2 separate regions of the Homo sapiens genome follow, and region 2 is linked to region 1. Evidence: read pairs that join two places in POLR2A ChIA-PET (ENCODE). Cell type or tissue: CD4-positive, alpha-beta T cell. All regions are shown on one strand. Region 1 holds the start of IL27RA (interleukin 27 receptor subunit alpha). Region 2 overlaps RFX1 (regulatory factor X1).

What was found. Peaks named below come from ENCODE experiments on the same cell type or tissue, not always from the same donor. Only the 100,000 strongest peaks of a DNase experiment are listed, where the experiment ranks them.
Region 2: POLR2A ChIA-PET joins it to region 1 with 10 read pairs; 16 of 35 experiments call an interaction of 5 or more read pairs at or near these places.

The regions. Positions count from the first base shown.
Region 1 is chr19:14,029,832-14,034,831 of GRCh38, reverse strand. RLN3 (relaxin 3) reads right to left here. Exons shown (of 2, transcript NM_080864.4): 2 at 3,281-4,122. The coding sequence ends at 3,884. IL27RA (interleukin 27 receptor subunit alpha) reads right to left here and starts at 3,070. Exons shown (of 14, transcript NM_004843.4): 1 at 2,860-3,070; 2 at 2,329-2,446. The coding sequence starts at 2,959. RefSeq lists silencers at 2,852-2,901, 2,912-3,031, 3,042-3,091, 3,162-3,291. In CD4-positive, alpha-beta T cell, no CTCF peak of the experiment used is centred here; DNase peaks (open chromatin) are centred at 2,601 and 3,111; H3K4me3 peaks cover 2,555 bases; H3K27ac peaks cover 2,413 bases.
Region 2 is chr19:13,971,307-13,976,306 of GRCh38, reverse strand. It overlaps RFX1 (regulatory factor X1), which reads left to right. Exons shown (of 21, transcript NM_002918.5): 9 at 3,180-3,564. Among named protein-coding and RNA genes, the nearest start is that of DCAF15, 21 kb to the right of the region's middle. In CD4-positive, alpha-beta T cell, no CTCF peak of the experiment used is centred here; a DNase peak (open chromatin) is centred at 2,086.

The DNA.
Region 1 (5,000 bases):
ACAGGCGCCAGCCACCACGCCCAGCTAATTTTTTTGTATTTTTAGTAGAGACGGGGTTTCACCGTGTTAGCCAGGATGGTCTCGATCTCCTGACCTCATGATCCACCGCCTCGGCCTCCCAAAGTGCTAGGATTACAGGCTTGAGCCACCGCGCCCGGCCTTTTTTTTTTTTTAGACAGAGTCTTGCTCTGTCACCCAGGCTGGAGTACAGTGGCGCGATCTTGGCTCACTCCAACCTCTGCCTCCCGAGTTCCAGCGATTCTCCTGCCTCAGACTCCCAAATAGCTGGGGCTACAGGCATGTGCCACCACGCCTGGCTAATTTTTGTATTTTTAGTAGAGACGGAGTTTCACCATGTTGGCCAGGCTGGTCTGCAACTCCTGACCTCAGGTGATCTGCCTGTCTCGGCCTCCCAAAGTGCTGGGATTACAGGCGTGAGCCACCGTGTAGGGCCTGTTGTGTGTATTTTAACCATTAATATTAAAAAGAAAAAAAAATCCAGGACCTCTGTCTCCCATTCTTATCTTTCATTGACTCTTTTCCTCTTCCCTCACTTAGCCCAATTTGAAATTATGAGTTTCCAGGTATGATTCATCATGAAGAAACACATGGAGTCCTTGGACTGTGGGCAGGGCTTTCTGTCTACCTCTTTCACTGCAGCATCCCCAGCACCACACTGAATAATCTTTTAACATGCTCAGAGAGGTTAAGTGACTTGCCTAATGTCACACAGCAATAAAAACCAGGTTCACATTATGAAGCAACTTTCTCCTTGCCAAGCACCTAACTCTTTGAATCCTCAGACTTAACCTTCGGAGGCAGGTTCTGTTATTATTTCCCTTTTTTATTTTTTATTTTTAGTGTTTTTGAGATGGAGTCTCGCTCTGTCGGCCAGGCTGGAGTGCAGTGGTGCGATCTCAGCTCACTGCAACCTCCACTTCCTGGGTTCAAGCAATTCTCCTGCCTCAGCCTCCTGAGTAACTGGGATTACAGGCATGCACCACCACATCGGCTAATCTTTGTATTTTTAGTGGAGACAGGGTTTCACCATGTTGGTCAGGCTGGTCTCGAACTCCTGACCTCGTGATCTGCCCGCCTCGGCCTCCCAAAGTGCTGAGATTATAGGCGTGAGCCACCACGCCAGCTTTTATTTTTTAAAATTTTTTTGAGACAGAGTCTCACTCTGTCACCCAGGCTGGAGTGCAATGGCACGATCTTAGCTCACCGCAACCTCTGCCTCCTGGGTTCAAGTGATCCTCCCACCTCAGCCTCCCGAGTAGCTGGAATTACTACAGCTGGTCTTGAACTCCTGACCTCAAGTAATCTGCCCACCTCGGCCTCTCAAAGTGCTGGGATTATAGGTGTGAACCACTGCGCCTGGCCTATTTCCCTTTATTTATATTATATTTTATATTTTTAAGAGACGGGCTCTCGGCCAGGCACGGTGGCTCACACCTGTAATCCCAGAACTTTGGGAGGCTGAGGCGGGTGGATCACCTGAGGTCAGGAGTTCAAGACCAGCCTGGCCAACATGGTGAAACCTCCCCCCTCTACTAAAAATACAAAAATTAGCCAGGCATGGTGGCACATGCCTGTAATCCCAGCTACTCTGGAGGCTGAGGCAGGAGAATCGCTTGAACCCAGGAGGTGGAGGTTGCAGTGAGCCGAGACCACACCATTGCATTCCAGCCTGGGCAACAAGAGTGAAACTCCGTTTCAAAAAAAAAAAAAAAAAAAAGTGACGGGCTCTCTAAAACTCTGAACTCCTCCTGGGCTCAAGCGATCCTCCCGCCTCGGCCTCCCAAAATGCTGGGATGACAGGTGCAAACCACCTCTCCTGGCCCTATGATTGCTATTTAATAGAGAAATGAAAAGGAGACTCAAAGAGGGAAAGTGACTTGCCCAGGGTGACACAGCAAAGAAACGAGGGAAGCTAGAATTGAAGGAGTGGAGGAGTATTGGGGGAGGGGGGCAGACTCCTGGGACTTTCTTTTCTTTTCTTTTCTTTTTTTTTTTTTTTTTTTTTGAGACAGAGTCTCCCTCTGTCCCCCAGGCTGGAGTGCAGTGGCGAGATCTGGGCTTACTGCAACCTCCGCCTCCCGGGTTCAAGCGATTCTCCTGTCTCAGCCTCCTGAGTATCAGGGACTACAGGCGCGCGCCACCACCCCTGGGTAATTTTTTTTTTTTTTTTTTTTTTGTATTTTTAGTATAGACAGGGTTTCACCATGTTGGCCAGGCTTGACTCCTGGAACCTTTCAACCAAAGCAGCCTGGGGCCTGAGCGGCCACCTCCAAAGCCTGTTTCCCCACGTCACCTCCCTGTACTCACTACTTTTGGCTCTGGAGGTGTAACTCGGAGGGGGCTCCCAGGTCCCCAAGAGGCTCCCACGAGCAGTTCAAGTCGCCCAAGGGTCCAACTCCGTAGCACTGCAGTGGCCCGGCGCTGCCTGGAGAGGGAGTCAGAGGGTCTCAGGAAAGGGGGTCGAATCCCCCCCTTCCGCCTGCACACCCCAGAACTTGGACTTCTGACAATTGCAAGGTGGGGGGGCTTAGGGAAATGAGCAGCAGGAAGGGAGGCGCTAGGCACCCCTGCCCGGGCTCCGTGCAAACCCCCCCTTTCCCTGTGCTCGCCACATCCTGTTAACCACCCAGAGAGCTCCCCCACCCCGCCCCGGGGCTCCGGTTCGACCTCGCTGCCGCCCATTCCCCAGTGTCGCCGGGTCCCTGCCCCGGGAGGAGCCGAGTGGCGCCTGCACCTCTACCGTTCGCTCTGCATACGCGTGGCTTATCCTGGAGCACTGGCGCCTTCGCGGGGAGCGCAGCGGCAGCGCCCGGGACACGAGCTCCCTCCAGCACTCACCCTGGGGACGCGTCCGCTGGAAAAGCACCCACAACAGAGGCAGCAGCGCCAGCTTGGGCAGCGGCCACAGCCAGAAAGGGGCGCCCCTGCCTCCCCGCATGGCGTCCCTCGGGAGCCCCGAGTCCGGCCCAGCCTTGCCGGGTCCGCGCGGCCGCGCTGCTCCTCTTCGAGCTCTGGGTACAGCGCCCGAGGCGGCAACGGGAAGCCGAACCACCCCGGCAGGCCGCCTCCGCACCTTTCGCTCAGGGTCCCCGCCCCTTCCCCGCGACGGAAAGTCCCCGGCTGGGGCTGCTTGAGGGGGAGTGGGGAGGCGGCCTGGGCGTCTGGGGGTGGGGGCCTCCGAGGGGTGGTACCGCGTACCGCGCATCCCCGAAACCTGTCCTACGCCCAACAACCATACACACACACACACACTCTCTGCCAAAGTCTTCGAATTTTTATTATTGGAGTTTGGGAAGATTCGAATGTGCCCAGAGCTCTCCTAGGGGGGCCACCTGCCACCTTCTCTGGGGTCCACAGCCTTGGAACTCTGGCAGGGGAGTTGGAGGGAGAGGGGATGGAAAGCAGGGCAAAGGAAGCGTGCGTGCAAAGGCTGGACTGAGACAGAGGCTTGATTTTAGCTGGTCAGGGGACAATGGCCACAGTTTGGACTGGGAAGGGGGCAGGGGTCTCTGTGTGGCCAGCCTAGGTAGAGTAGGGACCCAGTTGTGGCAGTGGAGTGTGTAGGCCAGGCAAACGCATGGTTAGGGCTGGGGAGAGGTCAGGGGTCAGGATGGGGGGGTCCCCACTTGACCAGGCAGGGGCACAGCTTCCTTAGGGGCCAGGGTCATGATAGGCTGGTCAAAGGGCAGGGTTGGATAGGTGGTGTCGGGAGACTGTGCCTGAGCCCACAGTGCCTCTGTGACTTGTAGATGAATGAATGAATGTGTGAGGCTCGAAAGACAGGTGCCCAGCCAGACACTAGTTGAGTGGATGGCAGGACTGGGGCATTGGTCCTGGTGCCCACGGCTGCCCAGCCCTCAAACTAGCAAAGGCTACTGATTTCACTTTTGCTACACCCCCACTTGCAGCAGCTGCTGGAAAGGCCAGCCAGGACATCTCGGCTGCCCCGAAGAACCCCAGGGGTTCCTTGCCAGCTGGGTCGCCCCCTGTAAAAGGCCTGGGGTGACTTGGTCAGGGCCAGCCACTCGCTGGACCCCATGGCCTCATCCAGCTCGCCTGCCAGACTGTCTTCATCAGCATCTGCATCCGGGAAGGTATCTCCTGCAAAAGATGAACAGAGTTAGTGATCAGGGCTCAGCTGCTGCTGCACCCACAGTCATGGCTCCTGGCCAGTCTAGCTCTGATCTTGTGACAACAGTCATAGACATAGTTCAGAGTTTTTATTCCACCCAGTCCTGGGTTCAAATTCTGGCTCTGCCAGAGTAGGTGGGATTACAGGTGTCTGCCAGCAGGCCTGGCTGATTTTTGTATTGTTATAGAGATGGGGTTCACCATGTTGTTCAGGCTGGTCGCAAACTCCTGACCTCAAGTGATGTGCCCACCTCAGCCACCCAAAGTGCTGGGATTACAGGCGTGAGCCACCGCACCCAGCCCTGTCATTTATTTCTCCTTACTCTTTATTAATTGAGGACCTGGTACATTTGGGAGCTGGGCTGACTGAGCATGAATCCAGCTTCTCTAATCGTGAGCAAGTAAATTTACTTCTTGGAGCCTCAATGTTCTTTTCTGCAAAGTGGAAAAAAATAATTACTCCAACCTTCTCAAGTTTTATAAGGAGTTAATATTCATTAAAAAAAAAAACTTAGAACAATGTCTGGAACATGATGAGCACTCAAAAATGACTATTGAGTCCGGGCACGGTGTCTCACACCTGTAATCCCAGCACTTCCAGGGGCACATGCTGGAGGATCACCAGAACCAGGAGTTCAAGAACAGCCTGGACAACACAGCACTACCCTGTCTCTACAAATAATAAAAAGTTAGACATGTTGGCACAAGCCTGTAGTCCCAGCTACTCAGGAGGCTGAGGCAGGAGAATTGCTTGAGCCCAAGAGGTTGAAGCTGCAGTGAGCTGTGATCACACCACTGCACTCCAGTCTGGGCAACAGAGCAAGACCCTGTCTCAAAAATAATAATAA
Region 2 (5,000 bases), 59 kb after region 1:
CATCCCTGCCACTTGTTCTTCTGGGGACAATGCTGGGATTGGTTAGCTCATGGATCGACTTAGTCCTAGGGTCATGATGCTCTGACCGACCCCAGTGGGCCTGGTCCAGGCATCTAAATCGTGAGGCTTGGTCCCCGGCGTCCGGCTACCTCACAGTTCCATTTGTTTCTTTCCAGTGCTGCTAATCTTTTCACTGTGTGGTTGAGCCAAGCTGGCAGGGGCCAGACAGGGCATTGCAAAGAGGAACACGGTGTCCAAGGGTTCCTGCTGCCATCCCTGGTAGCGTCTCTCCTGTCTCTCCTTTGCTTCTGTCTGAATTCCTCTCTCAGTGATCATAGTGTGTGTGATTGCACCTAGTTCATCGTTGCTATCGGGTTTTTCTGCTACGAGAAGTTGTTGGGGGCCACTCCTGCTGTCAGCTGCCCACCCCTTCTGTCTCTCCCTCTGAGTGAATTACTGCGAGTTCCCGACCCTTTGCCAGCCCTATCCCCACCCTGGCCAAAGCCACAGCCCCTGGGCCTCCATCCCTGGTCCTGTTCTGGGGGGCATCCAGAGCTGCACACATTCATTTATTCAGTCATTCAGCAACCATCTACCAAAGCAACCTTTTTGCAGCACACATTGCATGCTGGGTGTGCAGGAGTGAGCAGGCTGTGGCCCCCGCCTTGGAGAAGTAGGGGCTCTTGCTCAGGTCATGTGCTCTTGGTGTCACTTTGTGTGGTAGACATAGGGCAGGACAGAGAGATCGAGAGCTGGACCTGATGTGTGACAAAGACCATGCTTCCATATCTCCTTCCACTGTCCCCCTCAACTCCCTCTCTTTGTTCACCCACAACCACTCGGGCCTGTGCGGCTCCCTCCCCTGCCACCTTCAGAGTCTGAGCCAGGCCACCTCTTGACTGACCACACTGTCTTTCTGGATGTTTAATTTTTTTTTTTTTTTTTGAGATAGAGTTTCCCTCTTGTTGCACAGCTGGAGTGCAATGGTGCAATCTTGGCTCACTGCAACCTCCACCTTCAGGGTGGTTCTCCTGCGATTCTCCTGCCTCAGTCTCCCGAGTAGTTGGGATTACAGGCGCCCACCACCACACCCGGCTAACTTTTTGTATTTTCAGTAGAGAGAGGGTTTCATCATGTTGGCCAGGCTGGTCTTGAACTCCTGACCTCAGGTGATCCACCCGCCTTGGCCTCCCAGAGTGCTGGGGTTACAGGTGTGAGCCACCGTGCCTGCCCCTGCCCCCCTCCCTTTTTTTTTTTTTTTTTGAGGTGGAGTTTCACTCTGTCACCCAGGCTGGAGTGCAGTGGCATGATCTCAGCTCACTACAGCCTCCACCTCCCAGGTTCAAGTGATCCTCCTGCCCCAGCCTCCTGAGTAGCTGGGACTACAGGCGCCTGCCACCATGCCTGGCTAATTTTTGTATTTTTAGTAGAGACGGTTTCACTATGTTGGCCAGGCTGGTCTCGAACTCCTGACCTCAAGTGATCCACCCGCCTCGTCCTCCCAAAGTGCTGGGATTACAGGTGTGATTACACTGCACCTGGCCTAATGCTATGTTTTTAATCACTAGTACATTGAAAGAGTTCAAAGATCAAAACTATGTCCAACGATGTTTAGCGAGATGGTGAGAGGTGCCCCCTGCCTGTCCCCCTCGACGGAGCCCTCCATGCCCACAGATGACAGACACGCATGCCACATGCAACGCATTCTTCCCTATTGTTCGGTCACACGGTCCCCACTCTTCTCTGCCTCTTATCTGCCCGGTGTTAGGTTCTGGAGCTTGTTCTTTCGGGGGACGACAAGCCTTGCCTCCTTCTCTTTCACCCCTGCATAGGATTCCATCATCTTTTGTTTAACAGCCCCTTGAGGTTGAACCCCTGGTGGTTTTTATACTTGTATACTTGTGACGATTTGCAGCCTCAAGCCTGTGTCACCGGTGCCCATCCCGTCACGCGATATCTGAAGGAGAGAGGCTTCCCCAGCCTGGGATAGGTAGCTTGGCTCAGGGGAAACATATCTGCATTCCTGATGGTCTTCTCCAATCACAGCGTCGCCTTCTCTAGTCCCTTCCAATCACAGCATCGCCTTCTCTAGCCCCACCCCCTTCCTGCTTCACTCACTGCCTGATCACCTTCTGTTATGATCTCTCATTTACCTTTGCACGTGGCTTCTTGCCTGTCTCCCCAACTAGACGGTTCCGGGGGCCGGGGCTTTTCATTCTTGTCCATTGCTGTGTCCAAAGTGTGTGAAACAGTGCCTAGCACACAGTAGGCACTCGAAGTACTTGCCAATTTTATTTTTTTAATGAAGTGTGTAGCATTCCAAGTTCCCTAACCCTTCGGTATTTTTTTTTTTTTTTAATTAAAAAGACAGGGTCGGCCAGGTGTGGTGGCTCATGCCTGTAATCCCAGGACTGTGGGAGACTGAGGCGGGTGGATCACTTGAGGTCAGAAGTTCGAGACCAGCCTGGCCAACATGGTGGAACACCAACTGTACTAAAAAAATACAAAAATTAACCTGGTGTGGTGGTGAGCCCTGTATTCCCAGCTCCTTGGGAGGCTGAGGCAGGAGGATAGCTTGAACCCAGGAGGCGGAGGTTGCAGTGAGCCAAGATTGCGACACTGCACTCTAGCCTGGGTGACAGAGCAAGACTCTGTCTCAATAAGTAAATAAATAAATAAAATAACAAAAATAAAAAGCCAGAGTCTCACTGTCACCTAGGCTTTGCTGCAGTGGTAGTATGGTTATAGCTCACTACAACCTTGAACTCCTGGACTCAAGGGATCTTCCTGCCTCAGCCTCCCAAGTAGCTGGGATTGCAGGTGTGCACCAGCATGCCTGGCTAATCTTCATATTTTTTGTAGAGATGGGTTTTCACTATGTGGCCCAGGCTAGTCTTGAACTCCTGGCCTTCAACGATCCTCCTGCCTCTGCTTCCCAAAGTGCTGGAATTACAGGCAGGAGCCACCATGCCCAGCTGATGATTATATGAAATACTGCCCATCAAGCACTCAGGATGGTACCCAGTCCGTTGTAGATGAATGCTAGGATCTGCTCCTTGCTGCAGGGGAGCTGCTGCTTCCCCAGTCCCCTCCTAGGACCCCCCTTCCTGCACAGTCATGCCCCTCGGCCCCCCAGTTCTCATCCCCCTGACTCTCCCTTGGCTTTGCCTCTTTCCCAGCCGTTCCAGCACCTACTCCTATCCCGAGACGCCGCTGTACACGCAGACGGCAAGCACCAGCTACTACGAGGCCGCAGGCACGGCCACCCAGGTCAGCACCCCCGCCACCTCCCAGGCGGTGGCCAGCAGTGGCTCCATGCCCATGTACGTGTCCGGCAGCCAGGTCGTCGCCAGCTCCACCAGCACTGGGGCTGGGGCCAGCAACAGCAGCGGAGGTGGTGGCAGTGGTGGTGGCGGCGGCGGCGGGGGAGGCGGTGGCGGGGGTGGCAGTGGCAGCACCGGAGGCGGCGGCAGCGGAGCAGGCACCTACGTGATCCAAGGCGGCTACATGCTGGGCAGTGCCAGCCAGTCTTACTCTCACACCACCCGTGCCTCGCCAGCCACGGTAAGTGCCCCAACGCGGGCCCCAGAGGAGGCAGGCAGTGGTGGGTGGTGGGCACTAGAAGCCCAGTCCATGACGGTGGTTACCAACCACCGCTAGCAGGAGCCTGTGTGGCCCCCAATGAAGAGAACATATGCAGATGTCCTGGGATTGAATGCTGTGTGGCCTCAGATAAATTACTCAGCCTCTCTGGGCCTCAGCTGATATGCATGAAATTCTTAACACAATACTACAGAAGTGTTGTCTATTGTTGGCTGGGCGCTGTGGCTCACACCTGTAATCCCAGGACTTTGGGAGACTGAAGTGGGTGGATCACCTGAAGTCAGGAGTTCAAGACCAGCCCGACCAACATGGTGAAACTCCATCTCTACTAAAAATACAAAAATTAGCCGGGCATGGTGGTATGCACCTGTAATCCCAGCTACTCAGGAGGGTGAGGCATGAGACTTGCTTGAACCTGGGAGGTGGTTGCAGTGAGCGGAGACTGCGCCACCGCACTCAAGCCTGGGAGACACAGCAAGATTCTGTCTCAAAAAAAAAAAAAAAATGTTGTCTACTTTTTTTTTTTTTTTTTTTTGAGACAGGGTTTTGTTCTGTCGTCCAGGCTGAAGCACAGTGCTGTAATCATAGCTCACTGCAGCCTCAAACTCCCAGGCTCAAGTGATCCTCCCAGTTTACCCTTGCAAGTAGCTGGGACTACAGGCATGCCGCACCATGTCCGGCTAATTTTTTTGTTTGTTTAAGACGGAGTCTTGCTCTGTCGCCAGGCTGAAGTGCAGTGGCATGATCTCGGCTCACTGCGACCTCCGCCTCCCGGGTTCAAGTGATTCTCCTGCCCCAGTCTCCCGAGTAGCTGGGACTATAGGCGTGCCACCACGCTCAGCTAATTTTTGTATTTTTAGTAGAGACGGGGTTTCACCATGTTGGCCAGGATGGTCTCGATTTCCTGACCTCGTGATCCACCCTCCTCGGCCTCCCAAAGTGCTGGGATTACAGACGTGAGCCACCACGCCTGGCGGATTTTAAAAAATTTTTTTTGTAGAGACAGGATCTCACTCTGTTGCCTAGGCTGGTCTCAAAATCCTGGCCTCAGGCGATCCTCCCAGCCATCTATTCTGATTAAAATTGATTATAGAGAATAGATAATGAGGGCAGAGAGAAGCCAGCACTGCCATGGGGAGCTTCCTGAACAGGGTTCTTCCACCATCAGGAAGGCGGGTGCTGGAACCTCCCTGTGCCTAGAAGTGGTTGTGTGAAGTCCCTGGGGCAGCCCTGGATTCCAACCCCAACCGGGCCCTTCGACATTTGTGTGATTGTGGGGTGGGTCAGCGCTGGTGGTCCTGGTGGTCCCTCATGGTCCTGATGTAGCCTGGCTTCTAGTCTATTCTAGTCTTTTTTTTTCTTTTTTGGAGATGGAGTTTTGCTCTTGTCACCCAGAC